2 separate regions of the Homo sapiens genome follow, and region 2 is linked to region 1. The links are chromatin loops, found by intact Hi-C in ENCODE. Cell type or tissue: OCI-LY7. All regions are shown on one strand. Links, peaks and the distances in the headings refer to the core of each region. The heading gives the core; the rest is flanking DNA.

Region 1 (8,331 bases), core at 274-8,273:
GCTTCCAGTAGGGAGGACAAGGAGAATCCCATTGCAGAGGAAAAAAAGGGGGGTCTTAGTCATGCAATAAATAATCACCTTATCTGAGATAGCTTAAGATAAACAGAGGAGACCACAACACAACCACATCAATGAGAGGAAAAAGGCAGTCTGGTTGAAAGAGCCCACTGGCGGCCGGGCGCGGTGGCTCACGCCTGTAATCCCAGCACTTTGGGAGGCCGAGACGGGCGGATCACGAGGTCAGGAGATCGAGACCATCCTGGCTAACACGGTGAAACCCCGTCTCTACTAAAAATACAAAAATTAGCCGGGCATGGTGGCGCGCGCCTGTAGTCCCAGCTACACGGGAGGCTGAGGCAGGAGAATGGCGTGAACCCGGGAGGCGGAGCTTGCAGTGAGTCGAGATCGCGCCACTGCACTCCAGCCTGGGCGACAGAGCGAAACTCCGCCTCAAAAAAAAAAAAAAAAAAAAAAGAAAAGAAAGAGCCCACTGGCATTGAAACGGGAAAGGTTCCCTTGTTCCCCTCACAAAGTGTGTGATGCGGGTGTGGTTCACTTCTTTGGTGCTCCACTGCACTAGGGAAGCATACAGATAGGCAGACCGACCCCACGGCAGTGTCTAGGGGTAAATGTTTACAGTTCCTGAAGCCCCAGTGGGCATGTGTTACAGGGCGCTCTCTTAGTTTGCCGTCTATAGGCAGCTCGTATTAACCAGCTCAATTAGACCCCCTTCCTTATCACCAGGACAGGGGGATTTCTGTATCCTGTGGTTTCTTGCCTTGGTGTACCAGAATAATCGGATCACACGTGGGCTTGGAGAATGAGTGTAAAGTTTTATTGAGTGGCATAGCTCTCAGCCAATGGGGGAGGCAGAAGGGAGATGTTCTTTCCCTGGAGTTGGGCCGCTTGGTGGCCCTGGCTCTCCTCCGACTGCCCGGACCAAACTCAGCCTAGTCCTACCAGTTGATAGCCTGCTGGTGTGCTGGTGCCTGCGGGTGTGCTCTTCTGCCAGCGTGCTCCTCTCGACGTCCTCTTGAGGACCAGCCACTTGCATCTTCCTCTACCGATGTGCTCCTCTCCACATCTGGTCACTTGTGTCTCTGCCTTGCTAGAGTCCCGGGTTTTTATAGGCCCAGGATGGGGGCATGGTGGGCCAGGGTGGTCCTGGAAAATACATTTGGGCACAAGGGCAGAAGTGCCTGTCCTCACTTAGGTCCGTGGGGGTGGAGCCCTGGCCAGTGACAGCGCCCTCCTCTACCCAGCAGTTCCCTTCCCCACTTCCATATTATTTAAACGGACCATGCTCTTCCCTTCCCAAGCACTTTTTTTTTTTTTTTTTTTTTGAGACGGAGTCTCGCTCTGTCGCCCAGGCCGGACTGCGGACTGCAGTGGCGCAATCTCGGCTCACTGCAAGCTCCGCTTCCCGGGTTCACGCCATTCTCCTGCCTCAGCCTCCCGAGTAGCTGGGACTACAGGCGCCCGCCACCGCGCCCGGCTAATTTTTTGTATTTTTAGTAGAGACGGGGTTTCACCTTGTTAGCCAGGATGGTCTCGATCTCCTGACCTCATGATCCACCCGCCTCGGCCTCCCAAAGTGCTGGGATTACAGGCGTGAGCCACCCAAGCACTCTTGTATCAGCCTTATGAGGCAACATTTAGTAAGCTGTAGTGAATGGTCAGCCTCTGGGATACCAATAGTCTACCAAAAAGGCTGAACTCATTCTAATTAAATCAGCATGTCTGCACCATTCTGATGACCCTGTTTTACATTATCCTAGGTACCCTCCTAGAATTAAAATTATCATGAAAAAGCATACCTAATTTTTCATTTTCACAATTGAAAAATTTTGAAAACAATAAATTTAATAATGAACTTCTGCTAATTTTAGAGGATTCTACTATACTGTAATCCAACATATATATTTCTTTTTTTTTTTTTTGGAGACAGAGTCTCACTCCATCACCCAGACTGAAGTGCAGTGGTGTGATCTCAGCTCACTGCAACCTCAACTTCCCAGATTCAAGCCCTTCTCCTCCCTCAGCCTCCAGAGTAGCTGGGACTACAGGCATGCACCACCACACCTGGTTAATTTTTGTATTTTTAGTAGAGATGAGGTTTCATCATGTTTGCCAGGCTTGTCTCGAACTCCTGACCTCAAGTAATCCACCCACCTCAGCCTCCCAAAGTGCTGGGATTACAGATATGAGCCACTGCATCTGTCCATAATATGAGTATTTCTTGAAAGCATGAACAGTTATGTGGATATTTGCTCTTAGATTAACATAATAAAAGTAACAAAACATTTAAAATCAGATAAAATTAGTCAAAACCACATCTTTTCAATGGCTTAGCATAATTGCCATGATTTTTGAAATGGACAGATTACTAACAAGAAGCAAAGACCAGATTTAGGATTTGCTCCGTTATTAAGTCCTTGATATTTCAGGGCAGTACAAGAATTTCGATAGGTAGGAAAATGCATACAATATACACACATGGCTTTTCTCTGATTTGCTTTAACATTAAAAAATTGAAGATTACAAATCTAATCTCTTAATTTACAGTAAATTTAAAAAGGATTTATTTTTCCACCAAGAAAATAATTATATAAAATTAATGGGTAACAGATGCCTTTAGCTGCCAGAAAATAGCATGACTAGATTCAGTAAGTATGTAGCCACGCAAATAACAGTCCATTACATTAAGACCCTAATAGGTGCATGTGGAAAACATTTCTGTGCTATGTTGTGCACCTTCACTCTGCACTTTCTTCTGCCTGTTTACAGAGATACCAATTTCCCCTGAGTAACTCAGGGTGAATACCGGGAATTGAGAATGCTGTGTTCAGAGGGATTACTACAAACATCATTAACACATTTTTCCATATTATAAAGACATTTCATAAATCTTATTCTGCCTCACAAAGGCTTTTAGTAAAAAAAAGTTTCTTTACAGTGTTCAAATTGAATTCATGAAAAATTTCAATATTCTAGGTAAGTCAGAGACACTTAAGTGTCAACAAAATTTCATAATACATACTTGAATGAGATAAAGTCTTCTTAACTAAGAATTTTATTTTATTTTATCACTACATTTAGAGAAGAATAAAAAACTGGTACTTTGAGCCAAATAACAGTGTTTGGCACGTGAGTACCACCCAAACAAGTGCTTTTCATCATCATCATTAAAATGGCAATCCATGTGCTTTCCTGGCACCAGGTGGCCTGTTTTCCACTGATATAAAGTGGAGAAGGCTTTATATTAAAATAATGAAGGAGGGTGATATAAATTGAATACCTGTATGAAATACAACTTATAATAAAAAGCAGAAAGAAATCTTACCACTAATGCTTCTCCTATAAAATATCACCAGAAATTAACTGGTTATTATCCTCAGTTTTCCTTCCATGAAAAATGGCAGGGACACATTGTAAGGAACATCAAAAGAGAACAGATGAAGTAGCCAAAGGAAACAGGTTATCTGATCAGACAGCTAAGTCAAAGGTGAGGAAGCCTCAAAGAATTAACACACTTCAAGCCCTTCGAATATAGGAAGGCTCCATAAGAGAAAATAAACCTCAGTATTTCTCTGTGGAAATAGAATGGGCTGCTTCTTGAGGGTATATTTTCATCTCTCAGGATGGCTACAGTCAGAGGACAGAGGATGGCAAACTCCATTTGCCAGCCTCAAGCCAATGGAAAGTCCTTAAAATCCTTCAACAAGTTTTTCACTTAGGAAAGGATAAATCTTATCATTGTGTTCAGAGATTCTTTTCAGGCAGAAAACCTCTAAGTTGGTTAAGCATGTAACCTCTCTAGCTCACTTCCAACAGGAATTGACACAACTGGCAGAAGCCCAACCCCAGGAAATAGGAACACCTTTGTTTAACTCGAGATTTGGCATTAGTGAAAACTCTCTCCTTTCCTAAACTCAAACTGGGAAGAGCCCTACACTGATTTTCTTTCAAGCCCCTTGGCAGTAAAAGTTACAGGTATCAAATTCTGAATGCATCACACTCAAGTCAAAGCCTGAAGAGCTGAGGGAGCAACCTCTGACAGCCCAGAGGAATGTCCTGAATATCAGTGTGGAGAAATAGAAGATCTTAACCTGAAAATCGTAAAAGATAAGTAACTGAGTGAGAGCTACTCATCTTACTCAATCCCATCTACCTCACCAGATACTTTAAAAAAATTCTACATTTCCTCTCAAAATTCACCGCCAAATATTAGACCTTCTTTTTAATGCATATTTGCCAGAAATTTCAATTATACATAGAATTGCATTTGTAACTTCATAAATTCCCAAAGGAGAATGTTATAGCTTGGCAAGTAAAGTTTTAAACAGAAACTATTTACTACACCACTTTTGCAGGAATTGTTATATTCACGCTATTATTTGCAATAGAACTGTACACTGTGGCACCCACAATGTGGAATTCTGGTTGTAAAATTCTAATTGCTGAAACAATTTGCCTAATTATTATCTTTGTAAAAGGATTAGCAGTTGCAGAAAAGATTTAGTCAAGTTTGTTTTGCTTATAGCAGGAGTAAGAGTTATGGATAGGAAGTAAGCATGGAAGTTTTACTATCGTTAAGTTTGATAGGACTTTGTATTAAAGATTAGTACTATGGTGCACTCTAAGCTATGGAAAGAAGGTTATAAAAAGATTTTATATAAGAAAATATCTTGTATGGTAAATTCTTGTCCTGAAAGGAAATGACTGGCTGTTTAAAGGAAGGATGTTTAGGACAAGTCAGAAATTTTAAGAATCTTGTAAGAGGGCCTGTCATGAAAGAATTTAATAATTAAAGGAAAGAAATTGCTAAGATCAACACTAAAGTTATTTTAGCCACCCAATAACGTATTCTCCCAATGATATTGTAAGTTATAAAAGATGGCCTAAACCTAATAGTATTCCCTAATGGCAAGTCATGGGGGAAATGTATGTTTTCTCAAAACAAATGTTACTTTCATATTAACATTTCTGGCAATGTACAGCAACATCTAGTGGAGGCAAACTGGTATTACAATCCATTGGTGTAGCTAACAGCTAACAAACTCTGCTGTCACAGTTATGGTCTATAGGATCTCTACTAACAATGGTAAGCTAAATACTCATATTCTAACCCTATATTTCAAGCCTTCTTGAAAAATTTCTCTCTTTTCACCTAGAAACAATTAAACCTTAAATGGTGCTATGAACAGAGCCACACATGGACACACCATTCTTTTGAGAACCCTTAGATCAACCTCAGAAGGAGCCCCAACTGCTGTCCCCCTGCCACAGCACTCCTTTTCTTTCTTTTCATTTTTTCTCTCTTTTTTTGTTTTTTGAGATGGAGTCTTGCTCTGTCACACAGGCTGGAGTGCAATGGCATGATCTCAGCTCACTGCAACTTCTGCCTCCCAGGTTCAAGCAATTCTTCTGCCTGAGCTTCCTGCGTAGCTGGGAATACAGGCAGATGCCATCACGCCTAGCTAATTTTTGTATTTTTAGTAGAGATTGGGTTTCACCATGTTGGCTGGTCTTGAACTCCTGACCTCATTATCCACCCACCTTGGCCTCCTAAAGTGCTGAAATTACAGTCGTGAGCCACCGCGCCCGGCCCACAGCACTCCTTTCCAACAGGAAGTACCCAGAAAGAGTTACGTTTGCCAAGCCCAGCTCGGTCGTGGAGACCCTAACCCAGCAGCACTAGAGGAATTAAAGACACACACACAGAAATATAGCATGTGGAGTGGGAAATCAGGGGACTCACAGCCTTCAGAGCTGAGAGCCATGAGCAGAGATTTACCCACATATTTATTGACAGCAAGCCAGTGATAAGTATTGTTTCTATAGATTATAGATTAACTAAAAGCACTCCTTACAGGAAACAAAAGGATGGGCCGAAACAAAGGGATGGGCTCTGGCTAGTTATCTGCAGCAGGAACATGTCCTTAAGGCATAGGTTGTTTGTGGTTTAGGAATACCTATAAGTGGTTTTCCGCCCTGGATAGGCCAGGTGTTCCTCGCTCTCATTCCGGTAAACCACAGCCTTCCAGCATGGGCGTTATGGCCACCATGAACATGTCACAGCGCTGCAGAGATTTTGTTTATGGCCAGTTTTGGGGCCAGTTTATGTCCAGATTTGGGGGCCTATTCCCCAGCATATCCCCCTTCTTGTTTTTGCAGGGCAATAAAAGCAAAGGCAGCTTTATCACGGTGAGCTACTTCTCGCAGGAGTCAGGATCTGCATCTGCAGACTACACAAAGACAAACAACACAGATTAATAACACAATCATCATTGAAATCACAGAGCTTCCAAGTGTTTTCATCCATTTTAATGGGTTACTGGCTGCTAATCCGTCTGCAGCTCCTTCAAGCACTCCAGTTCCTGGTATTAAGGTCAGATGTGCCTGGGATGCTTTAAATATTTGTTCTTTTAACTTTGCAATATCCAAAAACCAGTTTGTATAGTGTCCTTCTAGATGGTTTTTTATTCGTTCCCAAATTTTGATCTTATTAAGAGCCATTAATAGTTTCCACAAATCCTTTTGTTAATCTCCTACGGCGGGTCATATCATTTGAGGTTGAGGTGCCACTATACCGCCATGTTTCCAGATAATAAGAACTCTTGCCATACTTCTTACCATTTCTACCATCTGACTGTTTTCTTCTGACCAGCTGAACATAGTGTGGCCATGGCACACATACTCAGAGGTACAATTCAAGCTAAACATCCCCTTAGGAGACCGATCAATAATGATTCCATAGGAATCATTGCGCAGCACCTCTGCCTGTTCTGCAATGCAATCTTCCCAAACAAGTACATTCATTTTTTCTGGCCAGGTTCAATTCTGTTTACAAATAGGTTTTTGAGGGTGGTATGCCTTAATTATAGGAGCAGATTCATTATGGCAAATACTGAGATCAGAAAGCATGTGTAACTGGGTCATAGAGTGATTACATCCAGGCATTATTGCCAGCCAAGATTGATAGATATGCCCAATAAGTATAATTGTTCTCTGTGTCAGCGCTTGCTGAAGGAATACTCACAGCAATGGTGATCACCGCTCTCATAGCTATCATTAAATTACTCATTGTGACTGGTTGTCCCGCTTTCCTCAGGTTTTCTTCCACCATCTGTGACAGCTTCTTGATCTTTCCCCAAGTAGGTGGCTGTGTTCGACGGGTGTTGCTCGTGACAGTTGGGGTCCTCCTCAGCATCAGTCTTGACATGGCTGCAACTGGGGGGTCCTCAGGATTCTCCCAGAATCTCTTCCACAGCATCTGGCTCATGATAAGGTTTTAGGTGTCTTGATGGTATCTAAATCAGCTGCTGGTTCTGGCCTGGAGAAACACAAGCATAATCTCTACCCCAAGTTATTATTTTACCTATTTCCCAACTTTTTGTTATCAGATCTCTCCACCAAACCAGTTGTTCTGCTTCTGTCTTTGCAGCTGGTTTCTGTAGATGCTGTTCAGCTGCTGATAGCATCTGGCCCTTAGGCAGGCTCAAAAAATTTAAAGTCAATAATGCTAGATTCAATTGTATATGCAGTGTCCCATAGTCCCTGTTTCCCCCCGCCCCCTTTGTTTTTGCTACTGCTGTTTCAGGGACAGATTCATTCTTTCTACTATGGCTTGTCCTTGAGAATTATATGGGATACCAGCAATGTGTTTAATATTCCACATAGAGAAAAATGTAGCTAGAGCTTGGCTAGTACAGCCTGGGGCATTATCTGTTTTAATAGAGGCTGGAATGCCCATCACCTCAAAACATTGCAAAAGGTGACATTCAACACAGGCAGAAGACTCTCCTGATTGGCATGTAGCCCAAAGTGGGAAAAGGTGTCCACACATACATGTACATAAGCTAGACTCCCAAACGAGGGAACATGTGTGACATCCATTTGCTAAAGAGAATTAGGTTCCAATCCTTGAGAATTAACTCCTCCTGTAAAAGATGAGGAATGCACCATTTGGCAAATTGGGCATCACTCGGTAATAGCTTTAGCTTCTTTCCAGGTAATGCTGTATCTGCGTTTGAGACCAGAGGCATTAACATGGGTTAAATTGTGAAAGTGTCTAGCATTAGATATTGCAGTAGCAACTAGGCGATCAGCCATTTGATTCCCTCCAGTTAAAGGTCCTGGAAGAGGTGAATGAGCCCTAATGTGAGTGATATAAAAAGGGTGCATTCTACTCCTAACTGCTATTTGCAATTGGGTAAATAAAGTCATCAGTTGTTCATCTGTATGAAATCGTAACTGAGCATTTTCAATTAATTGTGTGGAATGAACCACGTATGAAGAATCAGAAATCACATTAATAGGCATAGTAAA
Region 2 (8,331 bases), core at 191-8,190, 64 kb after region 1:
TAGGTTCCTGGAAAATGACACTGAACCCCTGTCCTGGGGAAGACAGAGGATGCCCATCCAAGGTCATGGATTCATTCCTAGCTTCTCTTCTATTTACAATAAAAAAAAGAATAGCTGATATTACTGAGCACTAACTATGAGCCAAGCACTGTTGCTAAGCAAATTACATAATAACTCATTTAATCCTCCCTCAGCAACTCTGGCAGGTCTAGCTGGTTCCAGTGTTTATTTTCCATTGTTTTTCCAAGTGTGGCAGCATTCAAGAGAATTGTTTTCTTTCCTTTTAGGGTTGAATACTGTTTTTTTTGTCTATGAAAGAGGATACTCTGATTTCTCCCAAATGATAAGTTTAAATTTTGTTGCAATATCCAGTGATTTCTTTTCACTGGAAGGAAAGGAGGCATGCAGTTTTATTTCTGTCAGCCTGCTCAGGGCCACAGAGGTGTGGACACCTAGGAGCCAGGGTCATTTTCTGAGGACAATGAGAGTCATTGAAAGGCACAAGTAGGTGAGGGATGGATTGGGCTGCTGGTTTGAAAGTGCAACATGGAGCTTCCTAAGGCACAGGCAGCTTGGAGGCAGAGAGGCCAGTGAGAGGCAGGAGCAGCAGCCCAGGCTGTCACCAAGGAGGGGACAATGTGGTAAAAATGGAGAAATGCACATGGGTCTGAAAGGTTTAGATAAATGTGGATTTCAGCACCTCCTCTCCCACACCCCACTTATCAGCTGTGAACCTGGGGCAAGGCACTCTTTTCTGTGTCTTTATGACTTAGCTGAGGTGACCACTAAGTAGGAAAAGTGCCTGGCTGGTGATACATAATAAGTAGCTGCAAGTGGTAGCTTTCTTCCCTACCCACTTGAAGCAGAAATTGGTGACCAGTTTTTCTCTCTGAGTCATCCAGCTGGCACCAGAGAAATTCTGATGCTGCTTGTTCAGACAGGGCCACAACGATGTCTGGGTGACATGGCAAATCTGATCCTTGGACCAGTTTGGAAAAGATGGGGAAGGAGACAGAGCCAGAAAAACTGGGCCAGATGCCTGGATTCCAATCATACCCAGGCCTAGGCCCCTCTGGTTCTGGCTGTGCTGTGCCTGTCTGGGTCCTGAGCCAAGTGATACTTGGTTCTTACCCACAGGAAGGTCACCATAGACCAAGGAAAACTCACAAATACAAATACACCATCTTCTCATGCTGAGGCTTTATTAAGCCCCAGTGGCTACTCTGGGAGAGAGGTGCCATTGTCTCCATTTTAAAGATAAGGAAACCACAGCTTACAGAGAGATATGGCCAGAGTTGTCCAGCCTCGGAGTGACTGAGGCAGAACCAAAGTCATAACTTGTCCAGCTGCAAGGCTTGAGTTTTCAGCCTAGCCCAGAAGACATCATCCTGCCCAGGCCTGGCTGCAACCTCACCCACCTGTGACTCATTTCTGGGACCACTGGCAGAAAGAGGAGGCTCTATTTTGAGCAATGGGGAGCCCAGGCCAAGCACAGCCATCTGCCCCTGCAGAAATGAGTGGGGCTGAAAGCTTCATGGTTTCCAGGTTTTCATATCTACCCTGAGCCAACAAAGGCTTGTGGCTGTTGGCACACAGGCAAATTGTCCAACCTCCAGATGGAGCAGAGCAACGGTGAAGGAAGCCTGCTGGTTCTTGTCTCACCTCAGCCACTTCTGAGCTCTGTAGCCTTGCACCAGCCTTTGCCCCATCACTGAGCCTGTTTTCTGCCTTACAATGGGGACACTGATACAAACCACACACACAATGAGGATGAAAACAGATAACAGGTAAAATGACCTCACCTGCCAGGGAGTCCATGCTCAGAGGACTCTCATGCTCTTGGATGGAATATTTCCTCAGAGAAATAGAGCTTGGGGGTCAGGGACATGGGACCTGCCACTGACCTGCTCTGTGACTCTGAGACAGTGGCTTCCACTCTCTGAGCTCAGATCCCCACTGGGCAGGCTGCTCTGATCTTCTATGTCCCTGTGTTGGGAAGGGAGTTCGTCCTCCCCAGCTTGTCAGGGAACCCTTGGCCATGGCTGAGGGCAATCTGGCCCCAGTGCCCTGGCTTATTGGAACAGCAGGAAAAGGCAAACACAAAACCCAGACCGCAGCTGATCACGGAACCTGCTCTCCTTGACCCACAAGGATTTGTTGTGATCCAGCCAGCCTGTGACTCTGTCCACATGCTGCTCCTCTGCAGGGATGCTGCTGTTCACTCCTACTCTACTGAGACACGCAGATGTCCTGGCATGGGAGAATTCCCTCTCTCTCTCTCTCACACACACACACACACACACACACACACACACCCCTAACCTGCTTCCTCCAGGCTCCTAAATCACCTGTCCACAAAACCTGTCTTCAGCGGCCCCTTAGCCTGTGAGCTGCCCTCATTCCCCCTCACAGCCCTGAGTGAGGGTGTGCAGCCTCCTTGGGCAAGAGGATGCGGGCTCTGGGAGGCTGCGTCGCACATCTCCAGTCCCCACTGCAGGGCCTCTCACCGGCTGGGGCAGTGACCCCTGGTCGGAAGCACCTCAGTGCTGCTCATGATTGCAGAGGTGGCCTCACCAGATAGAGGGTCCTGGAGGGCGTGGGGGCTTGGTCTCTGACTGCCAGCAAAAGAAGCCGACATAGAGGCAGCAGGCGACAAACACTGAGGCAACTGACTTGCCCGAATTTAACCCTCAGGTTTTTTAAATAAAATGCAAGTGCAGGGGCTTGGGCTCGGGACTCCTGGAGCCCCGTGGGGCTGAGCGTGGATGGTGCTCGGTGTCCAGCTACACTCCCAAACCGCATCCCGAGCGTTTGCGGGGCGGAGGGGCCCCAGGGCGACGGTTCCAGAACAGACCCAGGCGGCTCCGGTCAGCAGCAGCCCCGCTGCTTTCCAACAGCGCGGGGACCCCCATCCCCGCCAGCCCCATCTCACTGTCCCTCTCAGGTCAGAGGAGACCGTAGAGGACCGCGTGGCACCAGGAGCTGCCAGGAACCAGGGCGACCTAGAAGAAACCGGGAACCTGGCGTCCCGCGGGGACGCAGCCCCAGGAAAGGTGAGGCCACCCGAGCCCGAGTGGGAAGGGGCTCCGCGCTCCTGGTCACCCGCAGGAGCCGCACGGCCCTGCCAGATGACCCCGGGCCGGACCCTCAGCACCAGCTGTTGGGGCGGAGGGGACGCGGTGGGTACGGCTCAGGCACCGGCGGGCGAGAGCCTGGACACTGCCGGGAGCCCGACCTCCCGGCCCTTTGCGGGCGGGGAGCGGGGCCAAGGAACAGCGCCAGCCCCTCTCCACAAGCCGGTGACCCCATGACTGCAGGGGCTGCCGCCGCCAGCAAGTGAGCTCAGCTCAGCCCGGGCGTCCCCTCCGCAACGAGGCCCGGATCCCTGCTTGGCTCCCGGAGCCCGGACTGTGCCTTCCGCAAAACGGCTGCGCTCTAGGTAGGAGAAACGTTCTTCGCTTCCTGCTTTGTGGACACTCGGTTCCTTGTAGGCGGTTCTGCTTGGCCCCTTGCCCTTATTAACCTTGACCACGGCGGCTGGGTGGACAGGGGCTGGACACCCTGGGCTCCACCAGAGTTTTCTCTTGCAGGGTGACTTGGACTCTGGCACTCAGGGCCTCCGTTTCCCTGGCAGATAGATGAACATGGCTTGAGCAACTTTGTGTTCAGACGGTTTCTTCTTTCCAGAAAGTGGCCTCCACAGTGCACTTCCCGGCAGCATGGAGTCGGCAGTGGCAGCGTTTCTATCCGGCTCTGCGGGGCTGGGTGTGAACGGGACTCTCCCATCCCGCTGTCCTCCAGGAGCCGGACCTCTCACCCCGAAGACTTTGCCGAAGACGCGGCCCCCTGGTCAGGGGCAGAAAACAGATCCAGGCCGCCCCGCTCCTGCTGGGTGGTGGAGAAGGTGGAGGGCGGGCAGGTGCTAAGTGCTACTGTGAAAATAAAAATCATCATAATAAAGAACGAATGGGTTTCGTATCTCTTAATTCTCACCATCAATAGGGTATTCGTGGGCCCATTTGACAGAGGAGGAAGCCACCTGGAGAAGCTCCCTTCCTTGAGAGCCAGGCCCTTCCCTGTCCAGCCCCGTGTCACCTGCTTCCCTTACAGCTCGCTCTCTCTCCCTCTCATCTTCATAACCCGCTTCCCCCTGGGAGCAGGAATTTGAGCTCAGAGGTGTTGAGCAGCCTGTGCGAGGCCACGGAGCTCACAGGAGGAAGGACCCCCATAGAGACAGGGACATCTGACGAGGGAGCGCCCTCCTCTGGCTGGAGGGTGGGGCAGCAGCAGCAGCAGCCAGGCTTCAGGGAATGGGGTGAAATGAGGGCCCCGGGGGCTCCCCAGGTGGAAGAAGCACAGGTCTGGTAGAGGTTCCCAGGTGACAGGAGTTTGAGTGAGTGTCAGGGAGGTGTGTGAGGAAGGTGGAGACAGGTCCCACTTGGGCAGGTCCTGCCTGAGTGCCAGCATTGGGGCTGGGACTTCTCAGGGATGGGGGAGTTTTCTGCCTGCCCTGGGGCTGGGGTTATGCCCTCCAGCGCAGGTAGGGCTTCCTGCTTCCCCCATCAGGATGCAAGTTCTGGATTCGCACAAGGGTGAGGAACCAGTGACCCACCCGACCACCCCTCTGAAATGGGTCAAGGGGAACCCTGGGGCAGGACACCCTGCTCAGAGTCAGAGCCCTGAACTATTAAGAAAAAAAAAAAAAAAGACAGGGCACGGTGGCTCATGCTTGTAATCCCAGCACTCTGGGAGGTCGAGGCGGGCAGATCATGAGGTCAGGAGTTCAAGACCAGCCTGGCCAACACAGTGAAACCTTGTCTCTACTAAAAATACAAAAAGATTAGCTGCATGTAGTGGCGGGCGCCTGTAATCTCAGCTACTTGGGAGGCTGAGGCAGGAGAATCGCTTGAACCCGGGAGGCAGAGGTTGCAGTGAGCTGAGATCCCACCACTGCACTCCAGCCTGTGCAACAGAGCTAGACTCCATCTCAAAAACAAACAAACAACAACAAAAACACTGCACAATGGAGCAGTTGTCCTTCATCCAGAGGACACTGGCCCTCTCCACTCACTCCAAACTACCAGAAGACAGGTTAGCATGTGCCCTGCCTGCCATGCAGGGCCACATGGAAGGAGGGAGACCCACGTGGAAGGAGATGATCATGAGGCCAGATGAGAACATGCAAAGGGCAATTGCAGGGGCTGGTCTGAGGTGTGGAAGGAGTTAAGTTGGTAAGGCAGGCTGTGCATTTTAGAGAAAACTGCCTGTGTCAAAGACTTGCACGTGCACACATTCACAGCATGGCCTCCACTTCATCCATCAGAAAATAATGATAGACCTAGCTTTGCACACACACAGGGATTTGATCCACATGAGACCTCAGTCCAAACCAAGTACCGACCATGGAAAAGTAGTCTCCATAGGGTCCCCAGTGTCCTTGGGACATAACACCTTTGTGAGGAATAAGTGAAGGGACATCTGTAAAGTTCTTGGTGTCGTGCCCAGCCTGGTAAATGCCCAGCACAGATCTGCTGCCACTATCATAATGTGTGCAGGCCAAGGGAGAAATGGACAGAAGACTTCCACATGGGGACCATGCTCATCTCTGGGAGGCAACATTGGTGATGATGTATGTTTTCCATTTTCATTCTCTTCTGTGGTTTCCTTCTTGTACCACAAGAAGGTGATATGAGCATCAATTACTGTTTTGATGGAAAGTAAAAAGCATCGTAGGTCACCTCATGCAGGTGTGCCCAGGTGTGAGTTCCTTTCGCGTTGAGAACTCCACTGTACCTGGCTTTGGTTAAGATCCTTCACCACCTTGGTCTCAGTCTCCTCAATTGTACTATGGAGATTGGGGATTACCTCTGACAGGTGATGTGTGAGGGTTAAGTGAGATGACAGTGGTTGAGTTTGTGAGTGCACATTGACTCTGCAGGCTCAGTGCCACTGCATCAGATTATAATGGCAGATTTCTTAGCCCTGCACCAGGTGCCCAGTAAACATGTAGCGATGGTCAGTTTATATTAGTAGAGTTAAATTTTCTCCACCAAGTGCAAATTTAGTTTCCTCTTCTGTGCCTTTTGTGACAGTGAGCTCACTTATCTTACTTTCCAGATGCAGCAGAAATGCCTACATTCTGTCCAGCTCCATTCTGCATCCTGACATGTCTACCCCACCCCACTTTAAGGAGAAAACCAGCTCAGTAAGGTGAAGTAACCTTCCCGGGGTCACACAGCAAGCAACAGTTCAAATGTTCTGGGCTCATTCAACTGAGTAAAGGAGGCCTCTTCAGAGCCTACTGTGTGCTGAGCTGGGCCTGTGAACCTTATTTCTTCTTCAAAACTGCTCTGCAACAGGTGGCTGTGTCCTCACTGAATAAGTGAGGAAGCTGCCTTGCAGAGGTGGAAATCCAGAGTACCTAGTCAGCATCAGTGTGGTTTCCCCCACCTAAGCCTGCATAATTATCACAGTAGCTACCTTTCTGGTATCAGTCTCCCTGCTTCTGCCCAAGGCCCCTGCAGTCTTTTCTGAGCTCAGTGGTAAGCCAGAGTGATTTGTTTAAACCAAGATCTTAGCCCTGTGAGAATTTGAGTAATGAAAACCATGCTGGTCTAGGAAGAAAAGAGCATCAAGATCTGATCTGGGCCTTCCCTTTCCTTCTAACTTTCTCATCTCCTCCACTCCCTCCCAGTTGATGTCTGCCTTGGCCAATGGCACTGTGGCCCCAGCACCGCCTTACCCATCTTTAGAAGCTTTTCCGTGGGCGGGCTTCTCATATCCAGTGAATCTTTTGTGACCCTGTCCCTCCTGCATCACCAAACCCCAGATCCCCTATTATGCCTCCTCACTTCCTCTCCTTCTCTCCTGTAATTGCTTCTCCCTCTAGTCTCAGTATTAACCCAGGGCGACCTAGAGGTCTGGAGGTGTAGGTGCGAAGTGACCCTGGGATGAACACACACAGATTCATGAGACTCTGCAATTCCTAAAGGGTAGATAGTGGGACCTCATATCACCAACGTGAGGACTTTCCCACAGGACAGGTGACTTAATGAGTAGCAAATGTGACCAAGAGGTACAATTTTACCAGGCAGACAGTGAAGGGGCAGAAGAGAGGAGGGCTGGAATAACCTTTTCTGTTTTCTGTCTGATCCATTTATCTCTGTCCTAACAGAAGGCCTGCAGGAGAGGCAGTGACTTGTTTAAGGTCACAGCACCTTGGAGGAGGCAAAGCCAGGACCACAGAGAGGGCTTGGGGAGGCCTTGGGGCACTGTTGACGATTCCTAAGGCTGGCTTATCCCTGCCTTCTCCTGGGATCGTGGGACTATCCCGTGGATCCCCCAGAGAAGAGGAGCAAGAGTCCAACGCCGACACGTGTCCACAAAGGTCCCCTGGTCCACCAAGAGGGAGAAACTTGTCACCAGGCAACGGTGGCATACACTGACACGCGAGCCAAGGCTCACCGCTCGCGACAGGTGTCCCGCGACTGGCGCATGCGAATCCGCGAGGCAGGTGCTGGGGCCAGGCTGTCAGGGCTGTCAGGGCTGTCAGCCTGCCTGAGCAGAGGAAAATGGGAAGGCAGAGCCGGCCTAGTCTAGGGAAAATGCTGCCTGCGACAATCACTGTGGAAGCCTAAAAGTAACTACCATAGGGCATCCTCGGGCCGTCTCATTAGTCGGGTCCCGCTGGAGGAAAAGGCGATTCGAGAATGTGAGGTGGGCGCTGGGAACTTCTCTTTGGACTCCATTCCCGAAAGAGTCTGTGTGCAAGAATCCGGTCCCAGGGAGAAGGGAATACAGTCTGGTGAGTTGTTGAGGGATCTCCGGGTGATGGAATCATACCTGAGACCCCAGAGGAGGGTGTCAGTGGAAGACTGTGAGGCCTTTGAGCTCACTGCCTCCGTTCATCCAGGGCCCCCCAGGGAGTCCTGCTTCTCAGCGCGGCTGTCTGGGTAAGGCAGGAACGACAATAAAGGCAAGTCCAAGACGGAGAAGAGGTCTCACACCTGGAACTGGCATCCAACAAGGACACATAAGGTTGAGAGAGAGTTTCAGAAACCGTCTGGGGTGATTGCAAGACTGAAACGGGTGCCCAGGAGTGCTGTTGAGGGGCACTGTGGATCCCCCATGAAAGCAAAGGGAAATAAAGGCTCAAATGGGAGAATGAGAGGGTTTGTGCTGGAGTCAAACCCATGTTCATGGATTCTTGCCAGAAACCCAAGAGACTCCTGTAAAGTGCAAAAAATCCGGCCCCCCAAAATGAGACGACTACCCACAACCTGGAGTGCAGCCAAACTACTGAAAAACCCTTGAGATCCCTAAAATCCCTGG

The links. Peaks named below come from ENCODE experiments on the same cell type or tissue, not always from the same donor. Only the 100,000 strongest peaks of a DNase experiment are listed, where the experiment ranks them.
Region 2: a loop joins it to region 1, with 6 times the contacts of the local background. A loop is called at or near these places in 2 of 110 quality-filtered maps.

What each region holds. Positions count from the first base shown.
Region 1 is chr7:64,948,121-64,956,451 of GRCh38, reverse strand. No RefSeq gene overlaps it. Among named protein-coding and RNA genes, the nearest start is that of ZNF117, 39 kb to the left of the region's middle. In OCI-LY7, for the core only: CTCF peaks have their summits at 4,795 and 4,994 (motif pointing left); a DNase peak (open chromatin) is centred at 5,011.
Region 2 is chr7:64,884,174-64,892,504 of GRCh38, reverse strand. It overlaps LOC441239, which reads left to right and starts at 2,405. Exons shown (of 3, transcript XM_011516745.3): 1 at 2,405-3,053; 2 at 3,318-3,439; 3 at 3,688-4,168. The coding sequence starts at 2,766. The coding sequence ends at 4,168. It also overlaps a transcript of ZNF273 not described here. RefSeq lists enhancers at 2,006-2,722, 3,441-4,158, 4,159-4,877. In OCI-LY7, for the core only: a CTCF peak has its summit at 4,246 (motif pointing left); a DNase peak (open chromatin) is centred at 4,234.